Linked DNA regions of Mus musculus: region 1 is linked to region 2. A link is a loop called in an ENCODE intact Hi-C map of the cell type or tissue named here. Cell type or tissue: gastrocnemius. All regions are shown on one strand. Each heading gives the region's core, and the rest is flanking DNA. Links, peaks and the distances in the headings are about the cores only.

What was found. Peaks named below come from ENCODE experiments on the same cell type or tissue, not always from the same donor. Only the 100,000 strongest peaks of a DNase experiment are listed, where the experiment ranks them.
Region 1: a loop joins it to region 2, with 13 times the contacts of the local background. A loop is called at or near these places in 31 of 42 quality-filtered maps.

The regions. Positions count from the first base shown.
Region 1 is chr2:167,217,082-167,227,708 of GRCm38, reverse strand. It overlaps Ptgis (prostaglandin I2 (prostacyclin) synthase), which reads left to right. Exons shown (of 10, transcript NM_008968.4): 2 at 124-247; 3 at 2,255-2,433; 4 at 3,581-3,724; 5 at 6,349-6,500. It overlaps Gm52569 (a long non-coding RNA gene), which reads right to left and starts at 6,353. Exons shown (of 3, transcript XR_003954099.1): 1 at 6,210-6,353; 2 at 5,591-5,630; 3 at 4,264-4,522. In gastrocnemius, for the core only: CTCF peaks have their summits at 5,376 (motif pointing left) and 8,122 (motif pointing right); DNase peaks (open chromatin) are centred at 5,066, 5,347, 6,383, 8,135 and 1 more place; H3K27ac peaks cover 400 bases.
Region 2 is chr2:167,276,353-167,286,979 of GRCm38, reverse strand. No RefSeq gene overlaps it. Among named protein-coding and RNA genes, the nearest start is that of Ptgis, 41 kb to the right of the region's middle. In gastrocnemius, for the core only: CTCF peaks have their summits at 6,157 (motif pointing left) and 7,629 (motif pointing right); DNase peaks (open chromatin) are centred at 6,151 and 7,660.

The DNA of each region.
Region 1 (10,627 bases), core at 3,280-8,279, 59 kb after region 2:
CTTCAGAAGCCATCCGTCCCCTTCCACCTCCAGCTTTCAGCCTACTCTGACTTCCCCATGGCTTCTGCTCTCCGTTCCCTCCCTTGCTTCATCACATGATGCTAAGTGCTGTGGCTTCTGCAGGAGACCTGGTGAGCCTCCGTTGGACCTGGGCAGCATCCCCTGGCTGGGCCATGCCTTGGAGTTTGGGAGAGATGCTGCCAGCTTCCTTACCAGGATGAAGGAAAAGCACGGTGACATATTTACTGTGAGTATCTCTAGGAGGGACAGGGGTAAGTGGCTGCTCATCATTGGGGCCAGCCACTCCTCCAACATCTACCCACATACTGACCCATCCACTTATACCTATCCAGGGGAGGCTGACTGTCCCTCTGTCTGTCCAACTGCGCATACCATGGACCAGTGATCAGCAGAGCTCTGTGCTCTAAGGGTGTGCCCTGGCAAGCACACCCAGGGACGGACATCAGTATTTAAGATGTAATCGGCTTGTCAATTAAGATTAAATACGCTTTCACTCACCCATTTATCCATCTGTCTTTCTGTATATTCACCCAATATGTCTGTCTTTCTATCATCTATCTAGTCTCTTTAAAAAAGCTTTTTTTATCTATCTTTTTTAAGATTAAATTTTATTCATGTATACATGTGTGTATCTGTGTGCACGTGTGTATTTATGACATCTATGCAGGAGCCCAGAGGCTGATGAAAGTGACAGACCCCCTAGAGCTGGCCTTACAGCTGGTTGTGAGACACCATAGAGTGCTGGAAGCTGAACTCAGTTCCTTTGGAAGAGTAGCCAGTGTTCTTCTGAACTGCACTCCAGCCTCTATCTACCTATCAAAGCTCACCCAGCATTCTCCACTCATTCGCCCAGCGCCATCCAGCTTCCATCTCTAGATTCCAATTCCTCTGACATCCCTCCATTCATCTTCCACATCTATCTCCATCTACCACAGCCCAGCCAACGCTCACCTTCTCTCCACTCAGCACCTGACTGGTCTGCTCTCTGCACATCTACTTCTGTATTTATCCACCTACCCACCTAGTCATCCACTCATCTCCCCACTCACTCACCCACCTCCCAACCAACCAATCATCTACCCTCCCACCCATCCACCCACCCATCCACCCACTTACCCACCCAGTCATCCACTCACTACTAACCCATCACCCATCCATCTACTTATCCACCCACCTACCTACCCATCCACCCACCCATCTACCCATTCACCCACCTATCCATCCATACATTCACCTACCCACCCACACATGCACCCACCCATCAACCCATAGACACACCTACCCACGCACCCACCCATACATCTCCCTACTCACCTACTCTCTCATCCATCACCCATCTATGTCTTCAGGACTGTTCAATCACACCTTGTTCTTGAGTGCTTCCAGCTCCTGGGCCTCCAGTGTTCACGCTTCAGGCTGTTGTTTGGTCTACTTAGCATCTTGTCACCCATGTCCCCAACATTTTAACCTGCAGCCACGTATCTAACAGATCTGTCAATGTGTCCTTCTGTTCCCCACCTGACACTCTCCACCTAACACCTCCCTTCCCTTCCTTCCTTCCTCTTGCCTACCTATTTTCCACCTAGCTACCCAGCCATCTTTCCTTCAGTTTATGTCTTCTTCCTCCATCTTTATCCATGCACCCAACTCATTTACGGTCAGTGCTGGCATTTACCCGTCCACCTCCTCACCCATCCTTCATCTACTCCAGCCGCACTCTCACCTACAGTCTACTGGCATTTACCCAGCAATGTCTGTCCATCTGCTCATCCTTTTCCTTGTGGTACAGGGGATCGAACTCAGGACATCATGCATGCTAGGCAAGGACCACATCATTTTTCACTTTCGTACCCCAGCCCCCTTCTCCCTTCTTATCTGGAGACAGGATATTACTATTTTTACCTGGCTTGGCCTTGAACTCTCTGTAATTCAGTCAGCCCTCGAACCCGGCATCCTTCTGCCTCAGGCTTTCTGTGATTATAGGCCTGGCTACAACCTTTGCTTTTAGAAGGTTTTGACCAGTCTTAGCTCTGATATGTTTCAGCAAGGAGTTTTGGGGCATGTTGTCCATGTCCCAGCCTAAATTTTGCAGTGGTAGATGGGTGAGTGGCAGATCCTAGCTCAAAGGATGGGAGGGGTGAGCCAGTCTGCTGCTGGCCAGTGCCTGTTGTGCCCATGCTTCCTGACAGAATCCTGAATGCAGAGGGCTGCCATTCACCCACTCCTCCAACAGGTGCTGGTGGGGGGCAGATACGTCACTGTTCTCCTGGACCCACACTCTTACGACACAGTGGTGTGGGAGCTGCGTACACGGCTGGACTTCCATCCCTATGCCATCTTCCTCATGGAGAGGATTTTTGATCTGCAGCTTCCAAATTTCAACCCCAGTGAGGAGAAGGCCAGGATGAAGCCGTGAGTGCTGAGATGGGCCTGTGGGCGGGCCTGGGTAGGGGCTTCAACCCCACATCCTGCTGTCCTTGGCCCCTGTCATAGTCATGGTTACTATTGCTGCAATAAAATACCATGACCGAAAGCAAGTTTCGAAGGGAAGTGTTTGTTTGGCCGTATACTTCCACATTGCTCTTCGTCACTGAAGGAAGTCAGGACATGACCTCAAACAGGGCAGAACCCTGGAGGCAGGAGCTGATGCAGAGGCCGTGGAGGGATACTGCTTTCTGGCTTGCTTCCTATGGCTTGCTCAGCCTGCTTTTTCATAGAACCCAGGGCCATCAGCCCAGGGTAGCACCACCCACAATGCGCTGTGTCCTCCCCGATCAATCGCTAATTAAGAAAATTGCCCTACAGGCTTGCTTACAGCTGGATCTTATGGAGACATTTTCTTAGTCACAGTTCCCTCCTCTCCGATGACTTAGCCTGGGTCAAGTTGCTGTATAACTCTCCTGCCCAGCCCTGAGGCCACTGTCTAGGAGAGACGATTAAGAAACCATTGCAACTAGACTCGCTGCCTGGCTCACACCTGCCGATTTGTGTTGCCACACTAGGTTCCACGGGCACTTAGACACTCCAGTAACTCACTGCTGTTGGTGGCTTCGATGGAGCCTTACATGTCGACAGACCACCTCTGACCCTTGGCTCTGAGCAGCTCACCAGGCTTAGGTCAGCATGACGGCGGTCCAGGACCCCCCTCACCCTGGCCCCATGCATCCCAGGTCCACATGGGGAGACTGGGTCAGCAGCCCAGTCTTTGTCCCATGCCTGTCCATCTGGAATTGTATTACCAGCCCTCTGCTGGATTTCACAGAGGAGGCGCTGACTTCATAGTTGTCTAGAAGCCTGTGGGTTCCTTGTCCAAGTCTGCGCACCAGGCAAGGACAGACTGTCTTGGCCAGGAGCTCATGATGTAGGGTGAGGCCATCCAGTATTGGAGCCTCAGCTGTGCCCTTCCCTGCCTATGTTGCCTTGTCCTGACACTGCTCTTTGTATGCGAGTTTCTCCACTATAAAACTGTCCCAGTGGTAACTGTTATTCCTTCGGCGTGCATGCGATCTTTTTTGAGTATATTAAGTGGCAAATACCTATCTTCTGTGGCTGGTCGCAGGACGCTCATGCACAGAGACCTGCAGGCGCTCACAGAAGCCATGTATACCAACCTTCGCACGGTCCTGCTGGGTGACTCCACAGAAGCAGGCAGTGGCTGGCAGGAGACAGGTCTCCTTGAGTTCTCCTACAACGCCCTGCTCAGGTGAGCCCACAATCTTGTCATGGCTGAGGGAACTGGGGGCTACCCTGTGGGTGGGGACACTGTGGGAGATGCTCAAAGGAGGGAGGTGGTTCAGGTGGAACCCCGAATTCACTTCACACAACTTGAGCTATAAACCAGATGTTAACTGTCAAAGGGTGTCGAGTGTCTGAGTGTCCTCCAAAGCGAGAGTCCTTGTCTTAGTCACGGTTTCCATTCCTGCACAAAGCATCATGACCAAGAAGCAAGTTGGGGAGGAAAAGGTTTATTCAGCTTACACTTCCACATTGCTGTTCATCACCAGAGGAAGTCAGGACTGGAACTCAAGCAGGTCAGGAAGCAGGAGCTGATGCAGAGGCCACGGAGGGATGTTACTTACTGACTTGCTTCCCCTGGCTTGCTCAGCCTCCTTTCTTATAGAACCCAAGACTACCAGCTCATGGATGGTACCACCCACAATGGGCCGGGCCCTCCCCTCATTGAGAAAATGCCTTACAGCTGAATCTCATGAAGGCATTTCCTCAAAGGAGGCTCCTTTCTCTGTGATAACTCCAGCTTGTGTCATGTTGACACACAAAACCAGCCAGCACAGTCCTCTAGCTGAGCATCACAGCATCTGTGCTGTGGCTTAGACTCTGGCTAGCAGTGCTGCTTGGGAGACTCACCAGGGAGCTCGACCTGAGGTCGGACCTCATAACTGTAGTAAAAACAGTGCAGCAAAGTGCAGCTTCTTCAGCTGTGCAGCGTCTTCAATGGTCCCACAGGAAACAGCAGGGGCCACAGCAGGTGCGTTCCTGATGCCTGAGAAGGCAGAGACCCAGAAATGGGGCATCTGGGGGCTTTCAGCCACAGGGCTATGGGGCGCCGGCTGTGCCAAGACTTTAGTGAGGAAACATCACGGGCAAGGCCCTGGTGTGGGAAGAAGCCAGGGTGGCGAGAGCAAAGCTGGGAAGTGGCAGAGGAGAGAGCAGGTAGAGATGTCTGCAGAAGTCGGCCTCTCAGCCCGGAGGAAGGCTTTGGAATGTAGGCTCAGCTGGATGGTGACTTTAGGGACTTACGAAGGGGCCCCAATGCAATCTAGTTTATGTTTCTATGTAGAGGACATCTGTAGGTGAGAACCAGGCAGGGGCACCAACTATCTGTGAGTCGTAGTGATAGCCTGGACCCTAAGAGGGCAAGAATACACGGTTGGCAGGACCTACTGAAGGCTTTTATCAGGTGAGGATGTATAGGGTCTACGGAAGGGAGGTAGGGGGCCTTAGGAAAGGGCTGGTTGTCACCAGCATAGGCGTCCCGCGGGGCCTGGGCCTGGCCTGAGTTCCTGCCTCTACCTTTGTGCTGGGACACTGCAGTTACCTGAACTAGGAAAGTATGTAACATTCAGAAAGGCAGATAGGAGGTGACAGTCCATATGACCCAATATGTCCTGTGGTGGCCCTCCCTCAAAGTGGCGTCCTAAGCTCCACTCTGGCCTCCTTGGCTCTCTGGCAACTCACTTCACCCTGAGCAGAGGGCTCCTTTCCAGGGCCCAGGTAGTTGGGTTTCCTCCCGGGAAAGCTTGCTACATAGTCTCTAGGCCACTAACTCCACCTTCTGGGAGCTGTGGGTTTTCTGTCAGCTCCGTTTTAGTTTATGGCACAGAGTGCCACCTACTGGCCACCTGGATCCATGTACGCTGGTAGGGGAGCTGACTATTATAAGTGCGTCCCCACGTCTGCCCAGAGTTAGAAGAGGGGAAGAAAGGAATCTTTCAGGCTGAGGATGAGGTACAGGGAAGGAAGGCTGAGCTTGGCCTCTGAGCCCTAACTGTTCCTAGGGGAAGCGGGTTTCTTGTTAGCCCAGAGGAGAGAGCAGGAGTGAGTCTCCTACCTTGAGGGTTCGTTTCCAGGGGCACAGACACTGGGCTGGGCTGGAGAGGGAAGTGGGGTGCAGGTGGGTTGTGATGGTGGCCTGCATGGCTCTTGGTAGACAGGCTTGTGATGGCTTGTCACCAGAGTCCTCAGGAGTGTGTTCTATTTGTATATCCATCTTTCCAGTCACCCTACCACCCACACACCCCATCCACATCCACCCACTCTCATCCATTCATCTACCCATCCATCCACCCCCCACCCCCTTCACATCTCTGCATCCACCCATTTATCCACCCACCCATCCACACCTCTGCATCCATCCATGTATCTACCCACTCAGCCACTTACTACTGCTCCACAGACTTAGCTACCCACCACCAGTGACCTAACATTCATTGCGGGCCTACTGTGGCATGCACATTGTGGGTGTGGTGCCGGGTGGGGACTGTGCATGCTTCTCTCAGTCTCTCCCCCCTCCTTCCTGTTTCTCCCTCTCCCTGCTTGGAAAACCCTCTCCTGGGAGACCTGTGACTGGGGGAGCTTAGGAAGGTGTAGTGTTCTGCTCCATTCTGTTGCTGTGATAAAACACTCTGACTAAAGACAACTTGGGAAACAAAGGGTTTAGTTCATCTTACATTTTCAGGTCAGAGTCCATCCCCGAAGGAAATAGGCTTGGTAGGAACAAAAGAGGCAGGGTAGGAACTGAAGAAGGGAACCTGAGGCGGGGTAGGAACAAAAGAAAGTCAGGACCTGACTCGTTGCTGTCCCCCACAGCGCCGGCTACCTGACCCTATATGGAGTGGAGGCCTCACCACGCACCCATGAGAGTCAGGCCCAAGATCGTGTCCACTCAGCGGATGTTTTCCATACCTTCCGCCAGCTGGATCTGCTGCTCCCCAAACTGGCTCGAGGCTCCTTGTCAGCGGGTAAGCACCATGAGGTCACTGCAGAAATGGGTGCTTGTTAGTGGCATTTTAATAACTGTGTTACAGTTTTCCTCTTACCCGGCTAGCTCCCAAATAATTGAGATTGGATCGTTATATTTAGTTAACACGCTTTAAAGGCACAACAACTGAGCAGTTACCACTCTGTTTTAGTCTTTTATGCTGATCTGGCTACCTCCCTACCCAAATCCCCAAGATGGCTTTCTATCTCTTTCCTGGGCTGCATCCCCTCCCCTGGTTGGCAAGAAGTCCCGCCCTATTCTCTCCCCTGCTCAGTCATTGGCTATTAAGCTCTCTTTATTGACATATCAGGGAACAATTGGGAAGCTGGTGTTTACATAAGATTGAGACAGGAGATTCTCTGAATAAGGATTGCAACCAGATACAAGGGAGACAGAAATGAGCGTTTGAATCTTCACACAGTGCACAAGAACATTTTGCCCATAGGTGGTGGGTCCTGTGCACAGAAGACTGAATGGTCTTTCCTGTAAGAAGCAACAATAACCAGGCGTGGTAGTGCACACCTTTAGTGTCATCACAGAGGCAGATAGATCTCTGTGAATTTGAGGCCAGTCTGGTTTACATAACCAACTCCAGGGCAGCCAAGACTACATAGTGAGACGCTATCTCAAACAACCAAAAATTAACTAATTAATTAGCTAATAGAAAGAAAAGGAGTGAAAACTGTGTGATAAACCATCCAAGGAAAACACTCAAGATGGAAGGATGTGTTTTGGCTCCTGGTTTCAGAGGTTTCGATCCACAGCCACTTGACTCCATTGCTGTGGGCCTGTGCTGTACCTGAACACAGTGGGGGTGGGAGCACTCAGTAGGAGCACTCAGCAGAGGAGGCTGCCTACCTCACGGCAGCCTGGAAGTGGAGAAAGCTGGAAGAAGGGTCTGGTGATATTACACACCCTTCAAAGGCACATACCCACGATCTGCTACCTCCCCCCCCCGCCGCCCCCCCCCAGCCGTACACCCACCCATCTGGCCATTAGCCCATCTATGAGGCTAATTTCCTCACAACCCAGCTGTCTCCCCATAATGCCACCAGCTGGGAACCAAGCCTTCAGTATGTGAGCCTGTTGGGGACGCATTTCACATCCAGACCATCACAGTCCATTTGGATTCAGAGCTCTTGAGGACACTGAACCCTAGGGCTGTGACCTGTCTTCCTGTTGGTTTGCCAGCCTGCTGGGCAGAGGCTGTAGCTTCCTTCCTCTTGTCACATCACTGTCAGAGACAAGCATCAACCCGGAGGGCAGGAATGGGCATCAGGCATCTCGCTCACCTCTCCGCCTAGCATGTTGAGCTCTCCTTTGGCTTCTCCAGCCTCTGCAGGCCCTCTCTGGGCTTTCACTCTCTAATGTAGTTGGGGGGGGGGGTCCGGGGCTCCCACAGGTGAAATCACTTGTCACAGGAGCAGCAGGCAGGTGGTAGAATAGGCTATGTGCACACTTTGTCTGCTTGAGAAACCCAGTGTGCTAAACATATGTCCCATCCCAGCACCAGTTGGTTCTCCAGAAAATGTTTCTTCAACTCTCCCTCCTTCCATGGGATACAGAGGGTAGATCCATGAAAGGCTGTTTCCTAGTGTGAGCAGCAGGTGGCAGTGTTGGACAGTTGCTCTCAGGCAGACTCAAGCAGTTCCCAGACCTGGTGGGTGCGGTATGCCCGGGAGACCAAGTGGCGGAAACCCTACCAAAATATCAAATCAGATCGTTTTCTCCCATGGTCTCTCTTCCAGGAAATGACCCCACAGACACACTCATATACAGTGATAGATACTCATGGCCACACTGTGACCACAGAGCTAAAACTGACCCGTGCCAGAATAGGGGCTGATTAAATTGCTGACGCACTGTGTGAGAGCATTGTATGAGAAGAGCCCCCCAAACCTGTGGAAGAGAAGGGGATGAAATCCATGATGATCAAGGTGGGGGGCGTTGGCCAGAGCCTTCCACCTCAATCCAGATGTGGTAGCGATGTGCTTGAATTTTTGCCTTTAAGAAATGAGATGAAGCAAAGAGAAGCTGAATTCTTACAGCACACCAAGTGTGAAGGCTTAGGTTACTGCTTCTGCCTCCTCCTCCTCCTCCTCCTCCTCCTCCTCCTTCTCTTCCTCCTCCTGTTCTCTTCCTCCCTTTCATTGTCTGTCTGTCTGTCTGTGGTTTACTCATATGTGTTATGTGCACTTTCTTTTTTTTTTAATTTTATTTATTATTATATCTAAGTACACTGTAGCTGTCTTTAGACACACCAGAAGAGGGCGTCAGATCCCATTACAGATGGTTGTGAGCCACCATGTGGTTGCTGGGATTTGAACTCAGGATCTTTGGAAGAGCAGTCAGTGCTCTTAACCACTGAGCCATCTCTCTAACCCTTATATGCACTTTCAATCCTCCTGCCTCCACTATTGCTAAGATCACAGTTGTACAGCCACACCTGGCTTTCTTTCTCTTAGTGTTTCCTGTGTACATGTGAAATTCTCCATCTTTTCAAGTATATTTCAAATATAAAAATGTATCCGTGTTGCCCAAAACATACACATGAAAAGAAAGTTGGCCCTCTAAGGCCTTGAGAGTCCTGAGGGTTTGTATGCTTTATTTGAATACTTTTGGGGGGGGCAAAGGGGGCTAAGAGATAATCTTGCTGTGTAGGCCAGGATAGCTGGGAACTCACTATATAGCCCAGGCTGGCCTCAAACTGGTGATTTTCTTATCTCTGCCTGCTGAGTGTTGGGATTACAGTTGTGTGCTTCAGTTTACTCACCCAACAGGACACATTTACAGTAAGAGTCACAGTGTGACCAAGATTCTAATGGCCCCGAGGTAACACACCAGACATTTACAGGTCATCTCTACCAAGCTATCTCTGAGCTCAGAGGGGCATTCAGGACAAGATTTGAGTGTACAGGGGTGAAGGCCTTGCTCCGTGGATAAGGAAGTGACTGTGGCCCAGAGATGGCCAGGCCTCAGTCAGACCCATGCAACATGGGCTTCTGCGACCTCTGTGTCTGGGTCACTCCCTCTGTCCTCTGGACACAGGGTTGGGTCAGACCGCCCTGTGGTGCTTTTTAGTTGTTATGAAAAACCATGATCTGGAAAAGGGCTCGTGAGTAAAGTGTTGGATGCCGGGCACGAGGGACTGTCATGAGGGACTGTCTGGACCCCAGCCCCTAGGGGAGAGTTGAGTATGGTGCCTATAACCCTAGCGCTGGGGAGTGGGGTGGGTCCTTTGAGGTTCCCTGTGGGTCAATGTGGCTAAAAAGGCAAGTTGTAGGTTCAGTGAGAGACCCTGGCTCGAAAAACAAGGTGGGAAGCAATAGAGCAGCAGTTCTTACCCTGTGAGCGCGAGTCACATGACCCTTTCACAGAGGTCACCTAAGACATCAGAAAACACAGATACTTACATTATGAGTCATAACAGTAGCAAATTTACAGCAATTAAGTAGCAATGAAACACTTTTATGATTGGGGGTCACAACATGAGGAACTGTACTATAGGGTACTGAAGGGTCACAGCGTTAGGGAGGGTGAGAACCTCTGCAATAGAGGAGAATACATGCATACATGTACACAGGCACACAAGCACACATGCACACAGGTACACAGGCACACAGGCACACATATACACATGCACACAGGCACACATACACACATGCACATAGGCACACATACACACATGCACACAGGCACACATGTACACATTCACACAGGCACACATACACCCATGCACACAGGCACACATGTACACAGGCACACAGGCACACATGTACACATGCACACAGGCACACATGTACACATGCACACAGGCACACATGTACACAGGCACACATGCACACATGCATACAGTCACACATACACACATGCACACAGGTACAAATGCACACATGCACATATGCACACATGCACACAGGCACACATACACACAGATGCACATGCACACAGGCACACATGTACACATGCACAAATGCACACATGCACATATGCATACATGCACACAGGCACACAGGTACACAGGCACACAGGCACACATGCAAACATACATACATGCACACATGTACACATGCACACAGGCACACATGCACAGAGGCACACATGCAC
Region 2 (10,627 bases), core at 3,211-8,210:
GCAGCGGTATAAGGTACAATTAAAAGATATGGACTTCGCCCAAAGTGGGTGATTGCTGCTTTTAGACCTTTAAGGGCAAGCTGTGCAATTGTATCAGGATACCAATCTATTATTTTAGCTGGGGATACGTTTGGATGGATCCATAACAATGGCCCATTTTGTCACAAAACTGCAGTTGGCAATTGTGCTGTCTTAAAGACACACAAACTGAAAGGCTGCGAATCCTCAATACGTTGTAATTGTGCATTTTGTAAGGCATTTTCCACTTTTTGTAAGGCCTGGTTAGCAGCTAGAGTAAGAGTCCTAGGGGAGGAGATATGAGGATCTCCTTCTAAAATACCAAACAAAGGCCTTAACTCAGCGGAAGGAATCTTTAAAAAAGGTCTGAGCCAATTAATATCTCCCAACAGCTTTTGAAAATCATTTAAGGTATGGAGGTGATCTCTTCTTATCTCTACCTTTTGGGGCACAATCTTATCTGGGGACACCACAGAGCCCAAGAATTGTCCTGTATCAGAAATTTGGACCTTTTCTGTGGCTATCTGTAAACCCCACTGACTTAAAGTTTTAAGTAGAAAAGGATATGCCTTTTGTAGTATGGTAAGGTCTTTATGGCACAGGAGGATGTCATCCATGTAAAGGAGCAAAATTAAAGAGGGGAATTGTTCCCTCACTGGCAAAAGAGCTTCTTGCACATAAAGTTGGCACATTGTAGGACTATTGGACATTTCCTGTGGTAAGACCTTTCATTGATACCTCTTATCAGGTTCCATGTGATTAATAGAGGGGATGGTAAAGGCAAATCTGGGCCTATCCCTTGGACACAAAGGTATAGAAAAGAAACAATCTTTAATATCTATAATAATTAAATTCCAGCCACGTGGTAAGGCGGAAAGTACAGGGAGACCCCTCTGTACTGGGCCAAATAAGTTCATTTGCTCATTAATGGCTCTGAGGTCATGGAGCAGTCTCCACTTTTCTGACTTTTTCTTAATTACAAAAATTGGAGTATTCCAAGGTGAGGTAGATGGCTCAATATGGCCTAGTTTTAATTGTTTCTCTACCAGTTGAATCACAGCTTCTAGTTTTTCAGAGGATAGGTGCCATTGAGGAACCCACACTGGGTCCCCTGTTTTTTATGGTATGGGTCGTGTTGCCCCAATGGCCACTAAGGAAAAACCCAGACCTTGTCTGTCTTGGTTTTTATTAGGTGAGATGGGCTCTATCCTTCCCTGTTCTTGATGTCTTAACCCTTTTCCTTCTTTATAACCCATTTTTGCCATGATATTTTTTGCTTTAGTTGAATACCCTCCCGATGGGGCGTTTTCATTGGACAAAATAAGGCCCAAATGTTGCATAATATCCCTTTTCCAGAGGTTAACCGGGAGTGGGAGCACATAAGGTATGAATTTCCCTTGCTGTCCTTCAGAGGATTCCCACGTCAAGGCAACGGAGCTTATAGTGGGACATGATTGATATCCTAGGCCCTGTAATGAATGAGATGACTCTGTGGTGGGCCATGCTTTGGGCCACCAATGTGTAGAGATTATACTTTTATCCGCTCCGGTATCAAGGATGCCTTTAAACTCCTTTTCATTAATCTTAAGGCGGAGCTTAGGTCTATCATTTAAAGATACAACCAAATAGGCAGAATCATTTCCTGAGGAGCCCATCTTCTTTATCTCAGGTTCTGTAGATTTCTCCCTGGTATTATCAGGGAGGAGCAGCAGCTGAGCTATCCTATCTCCTTTACTAATAGAAAAAACGCCCTTAGGGCTTGAGCACAGGACCTGTATTTCAGGGGAATGTTGACAATCCATAACTCCAGGGTGGACTACTAAGCCCTGCAAGGTGAGTGAACCCCGGCCGAGAATAAGGCCCATGGTTCTCGGGGGCAAGGATGGTATAGGCTCCACTGGCACCGGCTGAATACTCATTTGAGGCATTAATAGGAAGTCGGAGGCGGCACGCAGGTCCACCCTTGTGGGTCTTCCTGGGTCGCCTCTCTGACTGCTTCCTGGGTCCTGACAAACCGGTTCTCATATCTTTGAGGGCCCTGGGACCGAGGGCCCGATGACCCGTTTTTTGGCACATCAGTTGATTGACTATCAGGTGGGGGAAGGATTTTGCCCTTTATATCCCTCACAGAGCGACACTGGTCAGCTCTATGATAACCCTTGCCACACTTAGAGCAAAGAGTGAGAGTCCCCCCCTGTTTATCTGGAGCTCTGTAATCTTTCTTAAAATGCCCAGGCTTTTTGCAATTAAAACATGTCCTCTGATCATTTCTGCTCATGGAGCGGTTCTGAGATTGGAGGATGGCGGCCGCTAAGCCTGCATTGGTGAGAGGTCCCCCAAGCTCTCGACAGACCCTGAGCCAGTCTTGTAAGCCTTTGTTCTTTCTTGGGGCTATGGCCGCTCGGCACTCCTTTGTGGCTTGCTCATAGATTAGCTGTTCTACCAGAGGCGCGGCTTGCTCTGAATCTCCAAAAATACGCTCTGCTGCCTCTGTCATTTTGGCCACAAAATCTGAGAAGGACTCCTGAGGTCCCTGGACAACTTTTGTTAATTGACCAGTGGTTTCACCTGCTCGGGAGAGCGCCTTCCAGGCCCTAATAGCCGTGGAGGAAACTTGGGCATAAGCTCCCCAATGGTAGTTTGTTTGATCAGCAGAATAAGCTTCCTGACCCGTTAACAAGTCAAAAGTCCAATCTCTCTGCTCTGGAGTCAAAGCAGCTGCGTTTGTTCGGGCCTGCGCTTGTGCAGTTTCATGTCAAAGAGCTCTCCATTTCATATATTTGCCCATACTAGGGAGAGCGGCTTTTACAACCGTTTGCCAGTCGGCAGGAGTTAGTGCCATGTCGGCAAGCCTGTCTAACTGCACCAAGGTAAAATTAGCATTGGTTCCATATTTACGGACCGACTCGGCAAGCTCTTTAATCTGTAAGTATTCTACCGGAGCGTGGACACGCCCACCCTCGGCTCCTTTAAAGACTGGAAATGCCTGTTGTATTTTCCTTTGTTCCTCTCTGGGAATGAATGAGTCTGCGCACTGCCTCTCTGTGCATTGTCTCTCTGCGCAGGGCTGACGCACTACGCAGGGCGGGGGCTCCGCATAGGGCGGACCTTGAAGCCGACTGCCCTGAGGCCAATCAGCAAACTGGCCTTCGCCAGCCGCTTTTGTCCTTAACTGATTAGCTAGTACTTTACCTGGCTGGTACCCTTTTTTCTCATAATGAGCTGCTTTTTCCTCCCAGTCTGTTTCTTCAGAGGAGAATTCATCATCTGATTCAGAGCTACCAAGAGCTGGCTCCCCGAGCCCATCCAGCGATGAGCACAGGCTCCTTTTCCTAGAGACCTCCGCTAATTGATCTTTCTTCTTTTCCCTTTTTCCTCTTTTTTTTTTAATCTCTCTCCAGGTATTCCTACCTAACCTTAACTTTTCCTCGGGTTCAAGACCCTTGGAAAGGCCTGTATACTTATTTTGTGTACCATATTTTCTCTTTGTTCTTACTCTCTCTCCCCACTTTACTTCTGATAGCTTGTCCTGAATTTTCTCTAGAATTTTTAGCCCTATCTTAATCACTTGATAACATGTGAAAAGGAACAAAAGGGCTCCTAACACCAGAAAAAATTCAAGGCCAAACATATTCCACTTTACTTTTGATAGACTGTCTTGAATTTCCTTAGAAAGTTTAAGACCAGACTTACCTCGTAAAGCTGTACTCACTGGTACTCTCGTTCCCCAGCTGAAAAGTTCTGAATTCATACAGTTGAATCCTTCTTAACAGTCTGCTTTACGGGAACCTTTATTACCGCGACCCGCAGTTCTGGTTCTGGAATGAGGGATCTTTCTTGCACCGGTGATGGTAAACTCTCGTCCCGGGTTTCGGCACCAATTGTTATTAACGCGTTCTCACGCCCGGCCAGGAAGAACACAGCAAACCAGAATCTTCTGCGGCAAAACTTTATTGCTTACATCTTCAGGAGCAAGAGTGTAAGAAGCAAGAGAGAGAGAAAACGAAACCCCGTCCCTATTAAGGAGAATTATCCTTTGCCTAGGACGTGTCACTCCCTGATTGGCTGTAGCCCATCGGCCGAGTTGACGTCACGGGGAAGGCAGAGCACATGGAGTGGAGAACCACCCTCGGCACATGCGCAGATTATTTGTTTACCACTTAGAACACAGCTGTCAGCGCCATCTTGTAACGGCGAATGTGGGCGCGGCTCCCAACAACTGTCTATAGAATAAACTGCTGTCTACAGAATAACACTGTCTATAGAATAAACAGCTGTCTACAGAATAACACTGTCTATAGAATAAACAGCTGTCTACAGAATAACACTGTCTATAGAATAACACTGTCTATAGAATAACACTGTCTATAGAATAACACTGTCTATAGAATAACACTGTCTATAGAATAAACAGCTGTCTATAGAATAAACAGCTGTCTATAGAATAACACTGTCTATAGAATAAACAGCTGTCTACAGAATAACACTGTCTATAGAATAACACTGTCTATAGAATAAACAGCTGTCTATAGAATAAACAGCTCTTTATAGAATAACACTGTCTATAGAATAAACACTGTCTATAGAATAACACTGTCTATAGAATAACACTGTCTATAGAATAAACAGCTGTCTATAGAATAACACTGTCTATAGAATAACACTGTCTATAGAATAACACTGTCTATAGAATAACACTCTCTATAGAATAAACAGCTGTCTATAGAATAAACAGCTGTCTATAGAATAACACTGTCTATAGAATAAACTCCTTTGGAGGACATTCAAAACTTTCCAAACTAGGGCTGGAGAGATGACTCAGGAGGTAAGAGCACTGACTGCTCTTCTAGAGGTCCTGAGTTCAATTCCCAGCAACCACATGGTGGCTCACAACCATCTGTAATGGGAGCCAATACCCTTTACTGGTGTGTGTCTGAAGACAGCTACAGTGTACTCATATAAATAAAACAAATAGATAAATAAATCTTTTTAAAAGAAACCCTTTCTGAACTGTTCCCAAGTTGGGGGCTCGCTGTTCCCCCAGAAGATAAGCAAGTAATTCATACAGAAGTAGGAAAGGGGCCACTGCGGGTCTCAGCTTTGTTACTGTTTCTCAAACAGTGTGACCATAAGCAGCTGGCAGGGAGGGGCTCATTTCCCTATCTCAGCATTAGCTGTATATCCTGCAAACGAGGACTTGTGCTCATCAAGGTGAATGGACGTCCCCTGGAGATGATGGAGCCGCGCACGCTGTGGTACAAGTTACTGGAGCCTGTCTTGCTTCTGGGCAAGGAGCGATTTGCTGGCGTCAATATCCGGGTCCATGTGAAGGGTGGTGGTCGTGTGGCCCAAATTTATGCTAGCCGACAGTCCATCTCAAAAGCCCTGATGGCTTATTACCAAAAATATGTGGATGAAGCCTCTAAGAAGGAGATCAAAGATATCCTCATCCAATACGATCCGACCCTGCTTGTAGCTGACCCGAATCCAAAAAGTGTGGAGGTCCTGGTGCCTGTGCCTGATACCAGAAATCCTACCAATAAGCCCACCTCAAGGATCAGAGTTTACCTTTGTAATAAACATCCTAGGATTTAAAAAGGGGAGAGAGAGAGAGAGAGAGAGAGAGAGAGAGAGAGAGAGAGAGAGAAGAGAGAGGGCAAAGGTCTTGAGGCAGATCCTGCACCAGCACATATGAGGGGCAGGCACAAGGGGGCCAGAGCATCTGCCTCAGAGCTAAGGAAGGGTGATGGGCTAAGGAAATGGGAAAAACCTCCTATAGGCCGTGCAGCGATCCCAAAGTGTGCCCAGTGTAGGGTAGGACATGGGCAAAATGGAAGCTGGCACAGCTTTGACTCTCAGTGCCACGCCTTGCCGGCAAGGTGGTTGCTGCAGGCTTGCTTTGTCTGGCTGAGACTCCTGCTGTTGGTGGATCCTCTCTGCCTGTGATCTCTCAACAATATTAGGATATGGTTATGATGGGCTCTGTGTGAGAAAAGAGACATGCCACAGGCCTGAATTAGCAGACCATGGTTGCTCTAACATCCTGCCACGAATGGTGGAGCCTCCCAAGACCCTCAAACACCGACAGTTGCTCAGGGCTGAGGCCGGTCTTGCATTTGGGGCTGGCGCCACCTGGCGGCCGCAGAAGACATTGCTGCAATCTGGAGGGCACCGAAGCGCGATTGATTCGTGGTGATGTTAGAGCAGGTTTGGCCGTTTTCACATGGGTTCTGGGGTTACGCTCAATTTGTCAGGCTAGCATGGCGAGTCCCCTATCTGCTAAGCCATTTCACCAACCCAATCTTGCCCTTGATGCAAAGCCTCTCACCTGGCCCCGAAACTCAGGCGAGGTGAGCCTGGATGGCCAGCATGGGATTACTGGTGCACACCACCAAGGGTGGCTTTTCTCACGTGTGCCAGGAACTGAACTCAGGGCCCTGTGCTTCTGTGCTGAGTGAGCCGTCTCTCCAGCTCCCTCTCTTCTGAGATTGGTGCGCATGTCACAGATGTCACTTTAGCACCCTCGGGTGCCTCTGATTCCCTATGTCAGCTGACTGGGGCATCACAGGTGTGGTCTCTGCCGTGCTGTGCCGCAGGATCACCAAGTGCACACGGTTCCTAGCTTCTGCCCTCACCCATCTCCTCTTGGTGAACAGCTCCCTGAGGACACTGCTGTTCCTGATGTCACCACTGTCCCCTCAGGCAGCACACAGAACAGTGACTGCCGAACAGTAGGAGCCCTGCAAAAGTTTGTTCTGTACTTGGGTAAATGAATGTGCAGCTCAGTGCAGTGGCGTGAAGAGACCGATTCCTCTCTTACACCATGGACCCTATTCCACTCCTAATAAACAGGCGATCTCTTTGAGCCTTACTGTAATAGGCGCTGTTCCCACCTGGCATGGTAGCGCACACCTTTAATCCCAGCACTTGGGAGGCAGAGGCAGGCGGATTTCTGAATTCAAGGCCAGCCTGGTCTACAGAGTAAGACACAGAGTACACAGAGAAACCCTGTCTTGAAAAAACGAAAACAACAACAACAAAAAAAAATAAATAAAAAGCATTGCTCCCATTGTGGCTGGGAAGGTGACTCAGTGGTTAAAAGAACTTCTTGTTCTTCCAGAGGATCTGAATTTGATTCATTGAGCTCAGGAGACCAGGGGGTCCACTACCTTCTTGCTTTCAAGGGCATCTTCACACATGTGGCACAAGTGCGCGCACACACACACACACACACACACACACACACAGATATTAAAAATTTCCCTCTCATGTTCTGAGAATTGAAATATATAGTAGCCTATGTGTACTCCCAGGAAAGCCCAGGCTCAGCACATAGTGGGTTCTCAACAAATGTGTATGGTTGACCAGGCTCTAGGACAATGGTTCTGACTACTGTCAGGACAAACAGTAGGTGCTTAACAAAGGCAGTTTCTTACCTTAGTCATCATGCCCCACCCCCCTTCTTCTCTAGTTCTAATCCCTGCAGGGGAGAGCTGTGTTCAGCCTGGTTGCTCCTCCCATAAACACAGTAGGTGCTCATTAAATACTGGTGTTGAGGGTGTTCTGCCAAGCACTCAGAGAGGCTCAGATCCAGACTGTCGTTCTGCATGGTGGCCAGCAGGGGGAGCCTGGAGCCTGGGGTTCCGCGTTGGCTGCAGGGACCCACAACCCAGAGTGAGCTTCTGCCTACCTCTGGTACCCAGGTACTCTCCTTATGCTCTCCTCGGATCACCTGACCTGGGTGAGTGGGCTCTATTGGACCCTTTTCCTGCACAGAACACTCACTCCTCCCCACAAATATTGCTCCCTGAAGTCTTCACCGTGCTAAGGCGACCCATGGCCATCCGTGCTAGTCAAAGGTGGTGGGCACGGCTGGACAAGGCTGTTCACTAGCCAGAGGTAACACTTTCCCACCATTGCATGGCAGGGATGTGGAGGCGGGTCCCATGCCTCGGGACAAGAGTGACTGTCTTGAACATCTGTGCCTGCCCCACAAAGGAAAAGAGGTGCCATCTGTGACTAAAAGAGGGCGCTGTAGGGCTTAACCGTGGGCTGAAATGGCCATCTTCGTGGCACCGTTATGGAAATGGCCGCTCTGAGGAACATCCCTGCAGGCTCCAGCTGCTGGCCTGTCCTCTGCCAGAGCCCTGCCCGAGGCTGGTCCAGAGGGAGCCCAGAATGCCACCAAGCGATAAACTGTGCCCTATACAGATTCTGAGCTGCTGCAAGAAACTCCTCTGGCCTCAAGTGGCTACAGGTTAAATCCTTGGCTTATCTGAGGCCTCCAAACCCTGTACGTCCACCAGAACCTTGTGCAGGCTCAGGGTAGGGTGGGGTGGGGAATCCTGGGATAGAGCTGTCCTGGAACTCACTCTGTAGACCAGGCTGGCCTCCAACTCAGAAATCTGCCTACCTCTGCTTCCCAAGTACTGGGATTAAAAGGTCCGCCCAGGCCCAGATGGAGACCCCTTGAGGCAGGATATACAGCTGGTGCTCAGGCAGGCTCCGGAGCCTTCATGTCTGTTGGAGGCTCCATTTCTTTACTTTATTTGTGTCTCTTTTGTACAGCAAAGCATTCTCTGCACCGCCAACTCTTTCCTGGGCAGGGCTTGGAAACCCATTTCACATGGGCAATAATTTTAGGGACAAGGAAGGGCTGAAATTACAGGCCATTCTGCCACCCACTCCCGCTGGGACAACGCACAGGGCCAGCTCAGAATTTCCTGAAGCTGGGATGTTTCCTGTGCCAGGAGGATGAAGCGTCCTGCGCTGAGTGTACTCAGGACAAGGACATACGGGTCCTAAACGGTGTCTGTGGCCTCAAAGGGTGATGACCAACAAATCAACTCCCTGCCACCTGGACTCAGAATCACCCAGAGTTATCCCAGGTCAGCTGTTCCAGAGAGAGCACCCCAAAATTGTGGCTTGGCCCCAGTGCAACAATGGATATATATGGTTTTGTTTGTTTGCTTTGTTTTGTTTTCTGGGGTTAAAGAAGGATTTTTTTTTTTAAAGCATTCCTCGGGCTGGAGAGATGGCTCAGCAGTTTAGAGCACTGACTGCTCTTCCAGAGGTCCTGAGTTCAATTCCCAGCAACCACATGGTGGCTCACAACCATCTGTAATGGGGTCCAATACACTCTTCTGGTGTGTGTCTGAAGACAGCTACGGTATACTCATATAAATAAAAATAAATAAGTCTTTTTAAAAAAAAAAGCATTCCTCGGGGCTGGAGATATGGCTCAGCGGTTAAGAGCACTGACTGTTCTTCCAGAGGTCCTGAGTTCAAATCCCAGCAACCACATGGTGACTCACAACCATCCGTAATGAGATCTGATGCCCTCTTCTGGAGTGTCTGTAGACAGCTACTTACATATGATAAATAAATTAAAAAAAAAAAAAAGCATTCCTCACACGAGGGGTCGCGGAGACATGGGGAGTAGGGGGGTCATCACTCCCAGGGCAAGCAAGCCACCGCTACAGCCTATCTCACCCTGCACCCACCTGATGAAGTTTTGTGGGTGGTGTACAGCAAGGCGATGAAGACCCGGTCCTTGTGCCAGAGTTGAGCGGATAGCCGGAATGCACATAAGAACACTTGCTAGGACACTCTCTGCCTGGATGCCCTGGGGCTCTGGGACATGGCCCAAGGTTCTGTGTGAATGGATGGAAGGGAAGTTTCTGGGAGCTGGTCCACCACTGTCTGTTTGATCGTCAGGCAGCGTGTTCTGAGGTTCTGGGGTTGGAGTTCACTCAAGCTTGTGCCTGTCCGTCCGCATTACTGTGAGCGACATGCTCAGCCCCTCAGAAGACTCTTAATTAGAAACAAATCAATGTTGCGAGAGGGCTGGCCAGATGGCTCGGCTGGTAAAGGCGTTGTCACAGGCTGAGGGCTTGATCCTATCTCCAGCATCCCACGTGGTGGAGAGTGAGAATCGAGTCTTTGATGGTTCATTTTGATCTCCACAAGTGTGCTGTGGTCTTCAGAAGTGCATGTTTATACACACACCATATAAATAAATAATACATAAGATTTTTTTAAAATGGCACCACACATGTTGGTAGATCAAGAAGTATAAAAAAAAAGTTGGCTTTTTTTTTTTTTTTTTGTCTTTTAAGTTTAAGAAAAGCCCAGCTGAATGTGATGGCATATCTCTTCAATTTCAATAATCCCAGTACTCGAGAGGCAGAGAGGAAAGTGGATCTCTGTGAGTTTGAGGCCAGCTTCATCTACATAGTCAATATACCAGGGCAGCTAGAGCTGTGTACTGACACCCTGTCTAAAAATAAAAAAAAAAAAAGAAGAAGAAGAAGAGAAAGGAAGAGAAAGGAAAAGAAAAGAAGAGAAAGGAAAAGAAAAGAAAAGAAAGAAAGAGAGAGAGAGAGAGAGAGGAAGGAAGGAAGGAAGGAAGAAAGATGTAATCCTGTAAAGAAGGCTCAGCTGTTAAGAGCATCAACCACTCTTTCAGAGGGCCTGGGTTCAATTCCAAGCACCCACATGGTGGCTCACAGTTGTCCTTGACACCAGTTCCAGAGGCTCTAAAGTCCTCTTCTGGTCTCCCTGGACACCAGGCACACACATGGTGCAGCGGGGATATGTGCTGGCCAAA